Linked DNA regions of Homo sapiens: region 2 is linked to region 1. The links are chromatin loops, found by intact Hi-C in ENCODE. Cell type or tissue: ovary. All regions are shown on one strand. Links, peaks and the distances in the headings refer to the core of each region. The heading gives the core; the rest is flanking DNA. Region 1 overlaps CACNA2D4 (calcium voltage-gated channel auxiliary subunit alpha2delta 4). Region 2 has its middle 4.4 kb from the start of CACNA1C-IT2.

What was found. Hi-C counts contacts between places; a loop is a spot of excess contacts. Peaks named below come from ENCODE experiments on the same cell type or tissue, not always from the same donor. Only the 100,000 strongest peaks of a DNase experiment are listed, where the experiment ranks them.
Region 2: it touches region 1 in a loop (3-fold over the local background); 84 of 110 quality-filtered maps call a loop at or near these places.

What each region holds. Positions count from the first base shown.
Region 1 is chr12:1,800,601-1,808,929 of GRCh38, reverse strand. CACNA2D4 (calcium voltage-gated channel auxiliary subunit alpha2delta 4) reads left to right here. Exons shown (of 38, transcript NM_172364.5): 30 at 7,286-7,356; 31 at 7,812-7,887. LOC105369602 (a long non-coding RNA gene) reads right to left here. Exons shown (of 4, transcript XR_931549.3): 1 at 8,007-8,329; 2 at 3,019-3,227; 3 at 2,372-2,639; 4 at 1,433-1,800. Among named protein-coding and RNA genes, the nearest start is that of LRTM2, 16 kb to the left of the region's middle. RefSeq lists a silencer at 4,195-4,354 and enhancers at 4,093-4,387, 3,515-4,437. In ovary, for the core only: no CTCF peak of the experiment used is centred there; DNase peaks (open chromatin) are centred at 3,819, 4,239 and 8,016.
Region 2 is chr12:2,039,818-2,048,146 of GRCh38, reverse strand. It overlaps a transcript of CACNA1C not described here. Among named protein-coding and RNA genes, the nearest start is that of CACNA1C-IT2, 4.4 kb to the left of the region's middle. In ovary, for the core only: no CTCF peak of the experiment used is centred there; no DNase peak of the experiment used is centred there.

The DNA of each region.
Region 1 (8,329 bases), core at 111-8,110:
TACCCTCCCCCTTCTCCCTTTCATGCCCCATTTTCGTCATTTCACTCCTCCCCAGACAGAGCACCGGACCTTTGTATTTTTCCGTTGTTCTGGGAGAAAACCAGTGATGATAAGAGTTGAAACCAGTGGTTGGTGTGAGGCTCTGGGATCACTGATGCCCCCTCATTCGTGCTCCGACCCCTCTCGCCCTGGGTGACTGAGACTGACCGTGTCCCCAGGCCTCCCGTGGTGTTGGCTTTCAAGGGCCGGAGCATGGGCTAAGGCATCCCAGAGAGAGCTTGCATCCTGGACACTGGGATGGGAGGTGGCAGGACAGAGGGAGAGGATGGCCAAGCCTGAGAGCAAGCTCAAGAGCAGGGGTAGGCGAGCGTTTCCTAAAGGGGCGGATGCACATGTTGGTTTTGAGCTTCATGAGACTCAGCCCTGCTGTTGTAGCAAGAAAGCAGCCATGGGCGATCTGTGAGCAAATGCAGGTGGCGTTGCTCCAGTAAAACCTTTGAATACTGAAATGTGAATTTCATATAAATTTCACGTGTCATGAGATGTTATCAATCTTTTGACTTTTTTTCCCCAACCACTTGAAAATGGAAAAGCCAGTCTTAGATCAAGGGCTCACATGAATCAACAGTGAGCCAGGCTTGGCCTACGGGCTGTAGTTTCCAGCCCCTGCTCCAGAGGCAGCGGGACAACCGTGCGGGGAGGCGGCCCTGGAGGGAAACCACCCCAGCCTTGAGAGAAGCTGGAGAGCACGTGGCCTCTCCAGGGTCCCTCCAGGGTCCCTCGAGGGACCCTCTCATAACCCACTGGGCCACTTTGGTCCTATTCTGTCCAGACCACATTTGCTCACATGTCTTCACAGATTGTAAAATCACTGAGAACAAGTTTGGATTAGATGTGGTAGCAATCAATTACTCAGAGATTTATATTTTATAATGTATTTGTTGACTTAACTCATTCACCCCCATTTTCTCAATGATTCTATTACCTTTTTACCCCGTGTGTAGTTTTATATGCCATCCCAAACCCTCCATGAAATGAAGCAGGGCAGAAACGAACTGACCTTCTAGAGGCTCCTGCTGGGGCCCCCGCTCCCGCCGTGCTTGGCTCACCCTTGCTCCCCCACTGTGATCAGGGCCCAGTTCCTCCTTCCTCACTCTGGACAGCTCTGACCATGCAGCCTGAACTGTGTCGGGTTATGGGAGGGCACTAGGCCAGAGACCCTGCCTGGTGTGGTGCCTGGCACACAGCAGACACTGGGTAACCGTGTGGAGAACTGAACTGGCCTGAGAGTGAGGGCTGGAGGCAGCAGGCGCTAGACTGGGAGATGAGTGGAAGACAGGGCGGCGGAGAGTCTGGGGCTAATGCCATTTGTTCAGCTGTCCGACCCTCTGTCCGTCCATCTGTTTTTGCTGTTTTTAAAAAAACTTACTCATTTAACAACTCTAGAGCAGTTATCTATTGCTGCACACAAACTATGGCAAAAAGAGTGGCTTACAAGCAGAAGACTTAAAATCTGGCAGTTTCTGTGGGTGAGGGATCTGGGTGCGGCTGGCTCAGGGTCTTGCACAGGCCACAGCATCAAGGTCCCCAGGGCTGCTGTCATGTCATGTCCAGGCTTGACTGGAGAAGGATCTGCATCTGGTCACACGTTGGCAGCATTGAGGTCCTCCAGGGCTGTGAGGCGGAGGCCTCCTCTCCCATCACAGGGCAGCTCACAGCAAAGTTCACAGTGCAGCTCACAGCTCAAAGTTCCTTCATCAGACCGAGCAAACCAAGGTGGAAGTCACAGTCTTTTGAAACCTGATGTCAGAAGCGACACCCCATCACTTTTACCATATTCTGCTTGCTAGAAACAAGTTACTATGTCCAACCTATACTCAAGAGGAGGGGCTTACACAAGGGCAGGACTCCCAGGAGGCCGGGATCATTGTGAACCACTTTAGAGTCTGCCCACCACCAACTCCCACCAACCGACCCAAACCTGCCCCTCTTCCCCAAACACACAAGTGCCATCGAGGGCCACAGGGCCTGGCCTCCCCTAACTCATTCATTCCTCACTGCTCCTCCCTGCTTATCTCTAGGCCTCCAGTGTGGCTGAAGGACAGAAGCCCCAGCATCTGGGAGCTTGTTAGAGATGCAGATTTGCCAGGGTCCCACCCCAGACCTAGGGACTCAAGCACTCTGGGGTTGGGGTCTGGCAGTCTGCTCAAAGGGGCCCTCCAGGTGACTGGGTGCATGGTGGGTTGAGAACCCTCCCCAGGCCTCCTGGCTGCTGTGGATCTCAATGCACTTTAGCTGGCTGCTGTCACTTTCCTGACTAGGCAAATATGTCAAAGGCTTCCAGCGACTCCTTGTCCCTGCTAGGGCTTACCCAGGGGCCTGGAGAGAGAAGCCTGTTGAGCTACAGATGCAAAGATTCTTCCCAGACAAAGTCCTTGCACACCCTCCTCCCCGTAGTCAGTGAGTGGGGAAACCACAAGGGCCTCATCTGCAGCCAGCCCCAGGGAGTGGCTGCTTGGCTCTTTCTTGGCACCGGCGGTGTTCCAGGCCTGCTGATTAGACATTTGGCCTCTCTTCCAGGCCAGGGCTCATTCTTATAAGAGTTATGGATGACAAGATTGCAACCCTCGATGTGGGGCCTAGAAAGAGAAGCAGACAGCTGGGGACAGGCAATGACAGTGGCTTTGTGGAGCTTTGTAATATTTATAGTGGATCTGTCACCCTGAATCTGGGGACTCCGATTCCTGTCATTTGCTTCTGGGCGGCACCCACCCATGGAAGCTTCAAAGTGGATCTTCAAGGGGCAGCAACTGCAGCCTAGAAAATCCGAGGCCCCATCCCAGCACCTTTCCCTGAGGGACCTGGATCTCTCAGAGCACAGCACCCTGCTCCCTCCACACCCCAGCCCAGTGAGCCGGACCAGGCAGGCCCTCAGAGCAGGGCATCCCTCTCTGTCGTCAGGGGGCATCAGGCATGCCTTTCTGGGCCTCGGCTCCTGTTTCTCTGAATCCCTCTCACCTTCCCTGCCGCCTGCGGCCCGCCCAGCCCAGGCTCCTCATCTTCAAGTCACTATCCCAGCCTGGCACGTGTTGCCATCCTTTCCACTCTGGGCAGCCTGCCTTGGCCATCTTCCGGGACACCACATGCCCTGGCAGCGGTGCTCCTTCTACCTTCCTGGCGTCCCAAATGGCCCTGCTCCACTGGGCCCTCCAGGAATAGAATTAATCCTGTCGTGGTCAGAGGCAGGCTCTTCAGGTGGCTTTCTGGGGAGTGCAGTGCTGCCCCACCCCCACCCCGCTCCTCCACGTACCTCCCAGGCACCCCTGAGTGTCCAAAACACTCCTTAAGAGACTGCAGCCTGGAGGACGGAGGGGCAGGTGAGGCTGCACAAGCCAGGAGCAGACAAAAGGAAACTGATCCCGACCCGAGCCAGACACAGGGACTTGAGTGTCCACACCCCTTAGGAGGATGAGCTCCCATCTTTAGAGAAGAAACGGAGGCTGTCCCCAGGTAAGGAGGCCATGGGACATTTACTCCATCTGTCATCAGAGTCAAGAGCACCCCTTCTCTCTGGGCACAGCCTCCCACAGCCCTGCAAATTAGTCCAGGCCTGGGAGGGACTACCCAACCTCTCATCACTTGGTCGCCTGCCTCTGCCCCCATCTGCTTCCCCCGCAGGCTTCTGGGTGGTGCTCACAGGACCTCCTCCTCCTGGCCTCCCTCCAGACTCGAAGGCCAGGCAGGGGGGGTCCTCGACTCTTTTGACCCAGCCCCAGAGTTCAGGCAGCCCACGGGCCACTGCTTATTTGTGAATTGTCCCCCATGAAAGGGGGGCTGGGGTGGTCAGGCCCCTGCATCGTGCTATGCTTTGGGTGCCACTCCACGGGCGGTCTGGGGCTCCTAAATCGACAAGGCATCCCACGTCGACGTTTGGACCTTCGCTTTGCAGGTTCAGGGACTGTATTTGAGTCGGGGATTTGCCCTGACAAAGTTCAAAAGAAACTATCAGCCAGGAATTGTGTTCTGCTGCCAGAAGAGAAGTGGCTTAAACAACTAAAGGTTTATTCTCTCATAAAAGAATGGATGAAGGCAGCCTGGGCCCAGCCTGTCCCCATCCGCACGATCCCAGCATAGCTGGAGGGGCTCCTGCCTTCGAGTCCACTTCCCAGAGCGCAAGAGCGAGGATGGGGAAGAGGCAGGAGGCCTTGGGCCCGCTTCCCGGAAGTCCCTCCCAGCGGCTCTGCTCACATTCCATTGGCCAGTCCCTGCCGCAAGGGCTACTGGGAAATGTAGTCTTTTCGCTGAGCACATGGCTGCCATAATTAAAGTCAGGCTGCCTAACTAAAGAAGACGGGGAGAATGGATATTTTCTGCCAGAGTGACAAATCCTAGAAAAATCAAGCTAGTAATTTATGGAGGGGGATACATTTTTCTAGTGTCCAGGATACACATCCTTGCTCTCAGGGACCTCTCTTCTCAGAATCCAGGGTCTAAACCACAGGGTTGTTGGTGAATAAGCCTAGAATTAGGAAGGAGAATGGGACAGGTTTGTAGGAATTAAGACCAGCCTCGTCAGAAGCCTTGTCTGCACCCCGCTGCACTTTCCCAGGGAGCAGAAGACTCGGGTCATTCATTCCCTCACACATTCCTTCAGCAAATATGCATGGAATAATAACTGTGAACAGGACATGGTGTGGTGCTGTGGGACAGAAGTGGATTTCTGTCCCCTAGAATCCTGCTGTCAGGTGAGGGGGTGACGGAGGGGACACACACACACACACACACACACACACACACACACACACACAGTAACTAGAATAGCAAAAAGCGAGCCCCAGCTGAGAGAGTTTACTCCAGCTGGAGGCACCAGGGAGAGCTTCAGGGCTGCGCCGTGAAGAACAGGCAGGATTTCAATGTCTTTCACATTCCCATGTGCTGTTGTGTCCCTGGAATGCCCTTGACCCTCCCTGCTGTCCCGCTGCCATGTCCACTGCCTTCTTTCATGCAGCCTGCCAGGGCTTTAGGTTGCCACTCCTTTCCACCACCGTAGGAGGTGCCGGTTTTCAGCCAGCCATGTCTGAGAGTTTGTGTGTTCCCTGCCTGTCCATGCAAACTAGTCTGAAGCTCTTGATTCGTGTCCATTTCATTCATCTTTGCATCAGACTCACCTGGTGAGTGCCTTATGAATAAAAGGTATTATGAAATAGTTTTTGGTGGTCAGGCCATTCCAGGTAAAGAACTAGCAGAGTGTAGACAGACAAGTGTGAGCACCTTTGTCTGAATCTGTTTTCCTGCTGCTTACTTTTGTAATTGACCCTCCATTTTTAGATTACAATTTGCCATGCATTTTTAGTGGGTTGCATCCTTACGTTTTAATTTTATAAGTCAGCCATTTCCACTTACACAGGAAATACTGTAGGATGTAAGGACTATGTTTTGTTATTTAAGTCCAATTTGGAAAGTAATACTTCCTGACTCCATCCCAGATTCCTGGTGTGGGCGCATCTGGGGACCTGTGGCCCCATATTGGCTGATTATAAGTCACAGCATTATGAACCATGGGCATAACAGTTCTGGGGTTATTGTCCTGAAGCTGCACCATCATCTCTTATTTGAGAGAGAACTTCTCTGGTTGTTCATTGGGTGTTCAGGAGTTGTGCGTTCTGCCTAGCCCTTGTCTGGAATACATCTCTGTTCCCTTCAGAAGGCTTGCTGGAGTCTACTTGGCTGCCCAGGGCAGGCCCCAGGTGGGCACCCAGACAATGCCTGGCTTTCCTTGAGATTGGCCAGGCCCATGTGCCTCAGCTCCTGTACCAGCCTTGCATTTCTTTTTATTGGTAGTTATCACACATGTCATCATTTTGGGCCCTGGCAGCTAGAAAGCTCTCCATGAAGAACCTGACGTGGCCATCAGCTTGGTTCCCACCTCCCTTCCCTATCAACATTCCACACTGACTGAGTATGTCCAGGTACCAAGACACTTTGGGGAATTCAGAGATGAGTAAGACATGGTCCTGTTCTCATACAGTTTTCAACCAAATATCTTATCAGGCAGAGTGAGACTAGGACTCCACAGGCTGCCGGTGTGCAGAGGAAGGCCTTGTTCTGGCTGGGAAAGTTAGAATAGAAAGACTTCCCAGCGAGGGTGAGGAAAGAAGTTCCTTGGCATGAGGACAGAGGAAGGGTAATCGGCAGGGAGAACAGCCAAGCCGGACCCCGGACCTCTCCTCCTAACGATGGCTGCCATTTTTCAAGTATTTACTGGGAGCCACACGCCGGACACACGCTATCCCCAATTTTTAAAGACAGCCTACATTAAAGTCGAAATCCAACACCAAAGCCCAAGCTCTGCCACCCTGACATGCTGGGAAATGGCAGACTCAAGAGGCCAAGGCAGGTACAGAGGCCATGAGAGGTGGCAGAGTGGAGGGCCTGAGGCCATTCTCAGCCAGCTAGGGGGCCGCTGCTTGGCACAGGGCACAGAAGCCACAAAGTGCTGGCTGATGGACAACAAAAGGGGAGCCGGGGGCAGGAGGGAGGGTCCTGTTTTATTTTTTGGAAATGAAGGCAAGAGTGACCCATCCATGTTGCATTTGAGTAAGATGACTCTGGCAGTGCCACAGGGACAAGAGGAGAGGTCAGTTAGGAGGGCAGGTGGGCAATGGAGACAGGGCAAGGGATCCGGTTAGGTCATTGTCATGGAGGGGACAAATGACCGATCCACAGGGCACACTGATTGTGGGAGGTGATGGAGGGACAGCAAAAGCCACAGCAGCCCTCTCACACTGGGAAGATGAGGACACCAGCGTGCATGAGACAGGCGCTGCTTCTGACCTTGACCTGCAGAAACGTGTTTTATATCTGACCCAACACACACACACACACACACACACACACACACACACACACACACAGCATATAAAACAAATCCAGTTTCATAAAACATTCTTTAACCTTGCTGCAAGTGATTCACACAGAATTGTTCCAAGGAATTCTGTACCATTAAAAAAATCACATTGCAGCCTCTACGTTGGTCTCATAGTCAGCTAGCGGGTGACTCCTTCCAGTTGAGGAAGCACCAGGCTGGACGGTGAGGAGGGAGCCAGGACCGGACAGGGGCGTGGGTGGAAGGGTTCAGCTGGATTATGCTGAGAGGCAGTCAGAGGGAAAGCCCAACTGGCACCAAAAGCCTCGACCTGAGCTGAATAAATAGTGCTGGACTCGGAAGGCTCCATCCTGCTCCATCTCTCTCCCTCCCTCTCTCTCTGCTGTCCCTCTCTCACAGACGGGAAGATTTCTGGGGGAGGTGGATGGTGCTGTCCTGACCCAGCTGCTCAGCATGGGGGTGTTCAGCCAGTAAGTGGGGCACACTCCTCCCCAGTCCAAATAGACACAGCAAACCGAGAGCTGACGCTAAGTGGTCCTGGCGGATCTCAGGATCCTGACCTCCAAAACCCACAGTGGGTGCCCCCAAAGAGCTGCAAAAGCAACCTTTATGGAGCCAGGGCGTCAGCATGATGTGGGGAGGGCGTAAGGGCATGTGGGCATCCCTGGGAGGGGCTCCGCAGCTCAGACCCTAGAGGGAAAACCGTCCAACTCCGAGGGCAAAAGCCATTTGCTCTTCATTGTCTTTAAACCATTCCAAGTGCAGAAATGTAATTTTCAGCATGAGCTGTATTCTGATCTGCTGTCCTAGCTCAGGCGCCCTTGGGAATTGCGGTAAACGGATGCTCTGCTAGTAAAGCCTCCTGAGGCAGGGGCAGGGGGTGGGGGTGGCTTTGGACTCATCACAGCCCGCTTCTGATTTTCAGAGTGACTATGTATGACTATCAGGCCATGTGCAAACCCTCGAGTCACCACCACAGTGCAGCCCAGCCCCTGGTCAGCGTGAGTGTCACCCAGCCCTTCCCTCTGCCAGCCAGCCAGCCAGTCCTCTGCCCTGTCCTGGAATGAGGTCACTGGTCCCTGTTCTCACCCACCTTGGGTGTCTGGCCCCAGGGCCCTACCTTGACCATCTCCATCTTCTGCTCAGAGCCACTGCTCTCAGTCCCACTCCCAGGCAGGCCTCTGGGTCTGGCTTTGGGGCTTCAGAGGGACTGCTCTGGTAGTTGTGACACAACAGTGCCTCTGGCGGAGACAGAGAGAGCAGCCTGCCCCAGCCTCAGCCCCTGACACTGCCGCTTGATCACCAGGGATCCTCAGCAGTGCAGCACCAGGATGAGGGCTTGACTCGTCTCCTGGAGGGGCATGTCCAACCCCACCCGAGATGTCTGACCTGCAATAGGCATTTCCCAGCTAGCTCAGCTCTGCAGGGCAGGTGGGAGGTGGG
Region 2 (8,329 bases), core at 72-8,071, 240 kb before region 1:
GCCTCTGGAAGGTGGACATGAAGCAGCAGCATGCGCTCATTGTCACCGAATTGCTGGCTCACCCTGATGGTGGAGCCCACAGCTCCTCCAGCTCCTGCTAGATCTCCTCCTTCAGCTACTCTGAGGCCTGGGCAAAGTACGTGTCCAGCTCTGTAGTCAAGATTCCAGCTTTATGTTTCATGGTCGAGATCGGAAGTGGTGAAAGGCAAACAAGGGTTTTATTTGTCCTTGTGGGCTCCACTTTGGCCTCACTCTCTCCCACATCATGTCCTGCTTTCCTCCGGCCTTTTGGCATTACGGCAACTTCACACCCATCCTCAGATGCAGAGGCAGCAGCCTTCTAGAGATTCTTCACCAGCTTCCACAACTGGATAAGGTCTAATCTCTGCAATCAATCCCTTCCTCCACATCACTCACGGTGGTACCACTTCCCTGACCAAAGCTGGCTGATGCAACAGTGTAGTGCTCCCACCTGTGACCAGGTTACTTGTTTAGATATTTTTATGGGTAAATAGTGCCTGGCACATAGTTGCCCTCAATATATATGTTTGTTGAATTCATACTAATTATCATCATTTAATATGCCTGGTGAGTATCAGGTGCTATGATAGGCACTTTAAATACAGCGAAGAGCCTGGTCTTTGGAGACAGGCCAGACACAGAGCCAGGTTCTGCCTGCTATGAGCTATGGGCATGTGGACACCTGGCTTTACCTCTTAACACCCAGTTTTTACAATATGAAGCTAATAATGGTACCTACCTCCATAGGGTGGTTGTGAGAATGAAATGAAATAGTCCAAGTAAAGTGTGTGGGGTGCACAGTGTGCTCATTTAATGTTAGCTGTTATCATCCTTCACCCCTGTGAAAAAGATTTGTTGAGTATCTACTATGTGCCCTGAATTCACCACAGCCCTGCCAAAGAGACTTACCACCATTGTACAGGTGCAAAACAGTAGCTAAGAGGTTAACTTTCTTGCGGAAGATTGCTTTGTCAGCAAATTATAGAATCAGGATTTGAACCCAAGTCTACACAAACCCAGAGGCCGTGCACTGGCCGCTACTGTGGGCAACATTTCAGGCACTAGAACTAGAATGGAGGAGAGAAGAAGGCTTTGGGGGAAATCCCCCAACCCACGGTTCAGAGAGCAAAGCTGAAGAGGGTGCAGAATGGCCTTTCTCCTTCTTTTGGAAGACCCATAATAACGCTGAGGCCTTCACAACTTATGTTAGTATTTAAAAACCTCTGCTGGCAGAGTTCTCCCTTCCATCACATCTCCATCTTTCCTCCTGTCTGTTTATCTAGAAGCCATAGGATGGACCAGATCCCACCTAACCCACTGGGCTGTTATACACTACACTTAGGGAAAACTCTCCTGGCAGCTCAGCCCCAGCGTCCGTCCCAAGGGGAAGCCAGAGTACTCGGAGTGTGAGGAGAATTCAAGCTTATTCTACAGCAGCCTAAGTTGTTAGGATAACAAGGTGTGGTAACATGACTAACATGACTAGCCTTGTGATTTTCAGCAATGCTTAGCCCCCAAAGACAGAACGCAGCGAGGTTATTTATGGCCTGATCCTGGGGACTGGCTCTCCCGGTGGGAGAATTCATCTACCATGTGTGAATTCAAATGATGGCCCTCTACCTCAGCAAGCCAGTGGTGCATGCTAATTATGTAACTATCTTGGACTTCTGTTTGCTCATCTGCAAAATGGGAATGTGTGGCCTCATCTCCTGAGGCTCTTTGGAAAGAGAAGTTGATACCAAGGGAAGCGCTCAGTCACCAAAGCTGTACCTTCATTACTTGTTAAGGCCCTGAGAAAGTTTGTTTCATCTGGGTGACCTGCTGACCCCCAGAAGGAACCACATAGTCAAGGCTCAGACCTATCCACTATTGTGTCCACTTTTTTAGGTGCTCAAAGGCCTTCACAAAGTGCGAGCCGTTCCCACATGTATTCAGTTTTTGCCATAGCAAATTACCACTAGCTGGGTGTTTTAAAACAACAGCAATTTATTCTCTCACAGTTTTGAGGCCAGAAGTTGAAAATCCAGCAGGGTGTGCTGCCTGCAGTGGCTCTCAGGGAGAACCCCTTCTTTGTCCCTTTCCAACTTCTGCTGGCTGGCAGCATTCCTTGACTTGTGGCCACATCACACTGTCTCCATGGTCACCTTGCCTCCTCATCTTCTGGCAGTCAGATCTCCTTCTGCTTGGCTTTTACAAGGACACCTGTCATTGGAATTAGGGCTCCCCAGATAATCCCAGACGATGTCTTCATCTCAAAATTCTTAAGTTAATTACATCTGCAAAGACCCTTTTTCCTGATAAGCTAACACTGACACTCTCTGGGGATTAGGACATGGACTTACATTCTGAGCGGCTGCTATTCAACCCACTGCGCTACCCTAACCTACAGGAATGTTTCTTCACCCATTTTCACTTGAATCTCAAGTCCAACATTTGCTAATTCCTGAAACTTTAGCAACCTCTTTCTCTCACTGAGGCTCAGTTTCTTCACTTATAATACAGAAGTTATTGCCATATGTTAGAGCTTAAGTGAGTGGTGACGAAGGTGCTGCACTATGGAGGATGCTTCTTCCCACAGAACTTGGTCTTACACTTAAACAATCCTTTCAGTCAATCACCCTCGGCTATTTAATTAGAGAAATTGAATGCTTGGAGAGGTTCAGTAACCTGGCCAAGCCAACTCAGCTGGGTAGAAGTGGACCTGGCTTTAAACCCCAAAGACCATTCTGATCCTCAACCTCCCTAACCCCTTTACCTTCTTAACTGTTCCAGGCCAGTTCAAACGTATTCAATGGAGCTAGATAGAAAATGTCTTCTCAAAGGAAGCTGAAAAGTGTTCTTTTCAGTAGGGCTTTCAGAACCTTCCTCTTCTAATTAGCTTTATAAATGTTCTCTCTTCTCTTTTTACCCTTCTGTGAATGCATTCTAAGTTCTCTGTCATTTTCAAAACACGGTCCTAAGAGTAAACACATTTATTTGGCCATCAGAAATCAGCCATCAACCCTCATTCTATTCACAGTCCCCCTACTAATATAACTCTTGGCAAACTCACCTTTCCTTCCATATTTCAGCTGGCATTCAATCTGTAATGTCTTCTCTCTCTGACCCCTGGTTCTTCTCCCTCTCACCCAAGGATGAATAATAAATGACGGCTCAGTTTGTATTTGCATTCTGGATTATTCCTTCCCAAATGGTCACTTTGCTTGCATCTCTCTTAGAATTCCACACATTAATTTCCAGCTTGCTTTCCTACAGTATCAGAAGTCATGCGAGACTAGGGTTATGCAGCCAGGAACATTTCTGGTTCCTAGTCTTACACAGGTCAGGTAACCCTTTCCTTGATATGACATTTGGGACCAGGCCACCTCAATAGACAAAAAGGGATATTTGTTCCCTGAAACCTCTTTTTTAAAGATGATGCACTCTTGTAATTGTAGATTCCAAGGATCTTTTATAGGGATACCCTTGGGTCAACCTGCAGCGGTCCCATCCCTGAAATCTAAAAGAATATAGATAACACTGATAGGAATAATTCCAAATATTTACATTCCTGGAACGGTAAACCTCAATGCCATATAACTAATTAACACTTGGCTAGTTCACTCTAAGTTGTTGATTCGGCCATTTTCCAAGTACCTGGGGGCGGGGAAGTTACAACTAATCACCACCGCCCTGCTAGAGAGGTCATTGCTCCATAATACATCTAGAAATAGGCAAAGTCACGAGGGCAACCAAAGGGATATCTTCTCAGTAGTGACTCTCATGAACTTGCCGAATGACTTCCACTTAGTGGCCAAGTGGAGCCTGGTGGAAACAAGAGCTGGGCAGAGTTGTCAAGTATGGCAGGACACTTCCAGTCATGTATTCGTATGACCCAGCTGAAGTACCTCTGCCAGCTAGATAGGTCTTCCTTCAGTCAAAGTCATACTTGAAGGTAAGTTTCAATCTCCCAAGGTTTACATTTTTGCCTCTTTACATAGCAGATTCAAATTTTCTGCCTTTGTCATGTTCGGTCCTGCTTACATAATGATTTTTTGTGATGAATATAACCCCATTATTTTATTATTAATCACTAACTCTTGGTAATCATTTTTTTAACCAATGACCAATTGACCAATGCCACCCATATCAACTTCTACTATAGTTTAGTTAGCAAGAATATTCTGTTTTTGGCCGGGCGCGGTGGCTCACGCCTGTAATCCCAGCACTTTGGGAGGCCGAGGCGGGTGGATCATGAGGTCAGGAGATCGAGACCATCCTGGCTAACAAGGTGAAACCCCGTCTCTACTAAAAATACAAAAAATTAGCCGGGCGCAATGGCGGGCGCCTGTAGTCCCAGCTACTGGGGAGGCTGAGGCAGGAGAATGGCGTGAACCCGGGAAGCGGAGCTTGCAGTGAGCCGAGATTGCGCCACTGCAGTCCGCAGTCCGGCCTGGGCGACAGAGCGAGACTCTGTCTCAAAAAAAAAAAAAAAAAAAAAAAAGAATATTCTGTTTTCTTCTCCTCTGGGGCACATGGCAGAGTGAGCTTCTCAGCCATTCTGCATTTGGACACAACTATTGGACTAGTCCTGACGAATGAAATGTAAGCAGAAGTGACTGTGTCACCTCCAGGTTGAGGAGATGGAAGACCTGTTTCAATTCTTCTGTCTCTCCCCTCTCCTGCCACATTATCCAGATGGTACAGCTGCAAGATAGAGAAGCATCCATCAACCCTGAGTCCCTGAGTGACTTTGTGAACCAGAACCTCTCACTAGCCCCCTCTGGATATAGTATGATCAAGAAATAGATTTGTATTATATTAAGCTCCAGGAATGTGGAAAATATTACCATAGTATGTTAACTATCTTGACTAACAGGCTGGAATAAATCAACAACCGCATGTGTGTGAACCATGTGTGGTTAGGGATTTGCCAAGTTCTGATGCATTGAATTGACTTCTGTTCCAATCAGCATAATATCAGTCAATGATTCTAATTCATAGGAGGGCAGGCTGTAACCATAATGATCTTGCGATGAAGTAATATTGCAATCATTTATAATTTATGTAGCACATAATAGTTCTATTTGTTCCAGATAAACGGGTGACAGTGTCTATTGCAACTGATTATCCAGATGAAACACCCCAAAACACGTCTTCCTCTTAAAGTACAGGCATATTTCTCAAAGTACAGGCATATTTATGCTTGTATTTATATTGAATAGCTTATGCAAACTATTCTTATGTGGATGAATCAAGAACATGCTAACAATTTCCCAAGTGGCCTTCGAAAGTGATTGGAGTAGTGTAGGACATCTTGAAACTTGTGTACAAGTCATGATTTAATAGAATTCATTTCCAGACCCTCAACTTTCATATGTGCTCAGTCTTCACGTTCACCGGAGGACAACCCGGGGCAGAGCCTGGAGCCCACCTGCCGCTTCTCCTGTCTCTCAAAGGGGCATCCTTATCCTACACTTCAGCAGAGAAGCACACCTGTCATTCACCCTGCATCCTTCCAGGTCCATATCCCTGTGGTGTGAATGCCCCCAGGACACCAAACAAGGAAATCTAGGAAATACTGGTGCCCAGACAAGGAGACATTTGAAATACAGGTGTCTAGAAAGCCTCTTGAATCGGACAACATATCCCTTCGATCATGTAAAATATATTATTTCTGGTACATTTTATATTAAGAATTACCTCGAAAAGCTCATAATGTAAATATGTTGTTTTGCTCAGTTGTACATTAATAGTATCTGTGATGAAAATTCAATCCAAAAGAAGCGTATAACACAAAGCCTTATGTTTATAAAATTTTTAAATTTTAAATTTTAATTTATAAGCCTCTTTTTGTTGCAGAGTAATATGGTAGCGTGATCAGTAAAAGACTTTCCAGCATAAAAATATATCGTATTAGGGTAAAATTTTAAGAAGGAAATGGAATGTAAATATGTATCCAAGGAGAAAAAGAAATGATGAAAAATCTTTGACTGTTAAAAACAGGGCTTTTATATATCTTTGAATACATAATAGAAGGTATCAAATAGCTGCAGTGTTTATATTTTATTGGAAACTTTAAAAGAGTAATGCAACAATTTTATGTTAAACTGTCAAGATTTATAAAGCACCAGAAATTGCATCATTTACAACCATTTAAAATTATCATGAAACTTTTGGGATGTCAACTTGAAAACGCATGATGAGGCACAGACTTTTTCACAACTCTTTTGGGGGGATCTGCAAGCAAAGCACTGTGGAGGCCCTGGGTCAGCACAGGCTGCAGCCCCGTAAGGTCCTGGCTCGGCAGCCCCGGCCACTGAACGTTGGTTCAGGCTGCTGCTCTTCACAGGGAAGGCCAGGGCTACAGACCTTGGCAGATAAGTAAATGTTCATAAAACAAATGAACATCTCTGCTTTCTCATTCTCACTCTGTCTTCTATCCCCAACATGATCTTGAACAAGATGCCTCCCTTCTTGGGGTTTGTAGTCTTCTTGAGATTCTTGGAGAAAGCAAGCAAGGTGTCCTGTGGTCACATTATCCCAGCGGATATCAAGAATACCCTTAGCGGGCCGGGCGCAGTGGCTCATGCCTGTAATCCCAGCACTTTGGGAGGCCGAGGCGGGCAGATCACGAGGTCAGGAGATCGAGACCATCCTGGCGAACATGGTGAAACCCCGTCTCTACTAAAAATACAAAAAATTAGCCGGACGCGGTGGCAAGCGCCTGTAGTCCCAGCTACTCGGGAGGCTGAGGCGGGAGAATGGCATGAACCTGGGAGGCAGAGCTTGCAGTGAGCCAAGACAGCGCCACTGCACTCTGGCCTGGGCGAAACAGCAAGACTCCGTCTCAAAAAAAAAAAAAAAAAAAAAAAAGAATACCCTTAGCATCACTGTGACCCACACACCCCTAAGCAGTCTTTTTCAACCCAGATTGTTTGGATTTTATTCCACAACAGAGTCACTCAATTTTAAGTATGTTTTTAACCCAGAAAGGCCAAACAGAGCAGGCACTAGGACTTCACTGCCTATTTCTACCCTTTCAATGTTTGAGATGGAATTTTTCTCAGCCTCAGAAGAAATACTTTCAGTTCTGGCCTTCAATCAGGATTTATTGGACAGATCTGATTCTGCTGTATTTTCATTTACAGCCTAGAAGACAAAAGTGTCAGGTATTAGAAAGAACTCTGAGTTTAAAGCTTGTATCTATTACCACTTGGCTGTGTAACTTTAGCCAGGTCTCTTAATGTTCTTTGAGTATCAGTTCCCTCAACCATAAACCAAGGAACTTTCAAGGAATGGATTCTGAGTACAAAGTGAAATGTTAGTATGAAAAAGCTTGTCAAGGAAAAGTATAGACATAGCAGGGTACTTATTACCACAAAGATGGAATTTTCTGTCATCTTTGACAATCCATTGAAGCACCCAATAATCTTTCTTGGTCCAACCTGAATATCATTAACCACAATTCCAACCATTTTCTTTTTGTCTTTTATTCCTCTTTGGAAAAAGAGACTAGTTGGTCACCATCTCTTATGTAAGAATTAATTGTCTATTTGAAAAGAGGATGCTTAAAACCAGTTCTTCAGAAGTGAAAGTCAAGGTATTCGACATCTCCACATCACCCAGCCTACCGCTTAGACTTTGATAACAAAATTCTCTCACATTTCTTATAAAAGTCTAATTAAATCTCAACAATTTTATCCATGTAACCATTTTCTGCTTGAAAATTTCCCTTAAAACTCTGAAAGTAAATCCTATAGGGGAGGTAGTTAGATCAGCTACATTATTTGCTGTCACTTCTATGCATTTAGTGAAGGCTCACCAAGATGGATGTTCTGCAGAGAGCAGTTCAATGTTAAAAGAGTTTGGGAAGCACAGAGCTAAGAACATTTCCTATCACACAAAGACCTCATTTAAGCCATCTTTGATAGTTTCTACAATACCCAAATCATGAATGTTAAAAACAGAAACAAACGAACAAAAAAAAAATAGATGGAGTTTTGCTGTCCATCCTCAAAGTCTTAACTCTCTCCCTGCTGAAGTCATGGGTGTGCCACAGCTGGGTAGAAAAGTACCTGGATGGGAAAGCAAGTTGAATGAAGAGGTGATGACTTGAAAGAAAAATCTAGTGCCGTCAGGCTTTCCATGGCATCCAAGTAGATGCATTGGTCTCTGCCATCCTCCATCTCCTCTTTGCATAAATCCTACCCCCATCCCCATCTCCAGAAGCACTCTCTCTACATATATAGGCAGCCAACACTGACATGATGCCCCACAGGAACCCAAGAACTGTAATCCCAGCTCAGGCACAGGGATGCTCACCCCT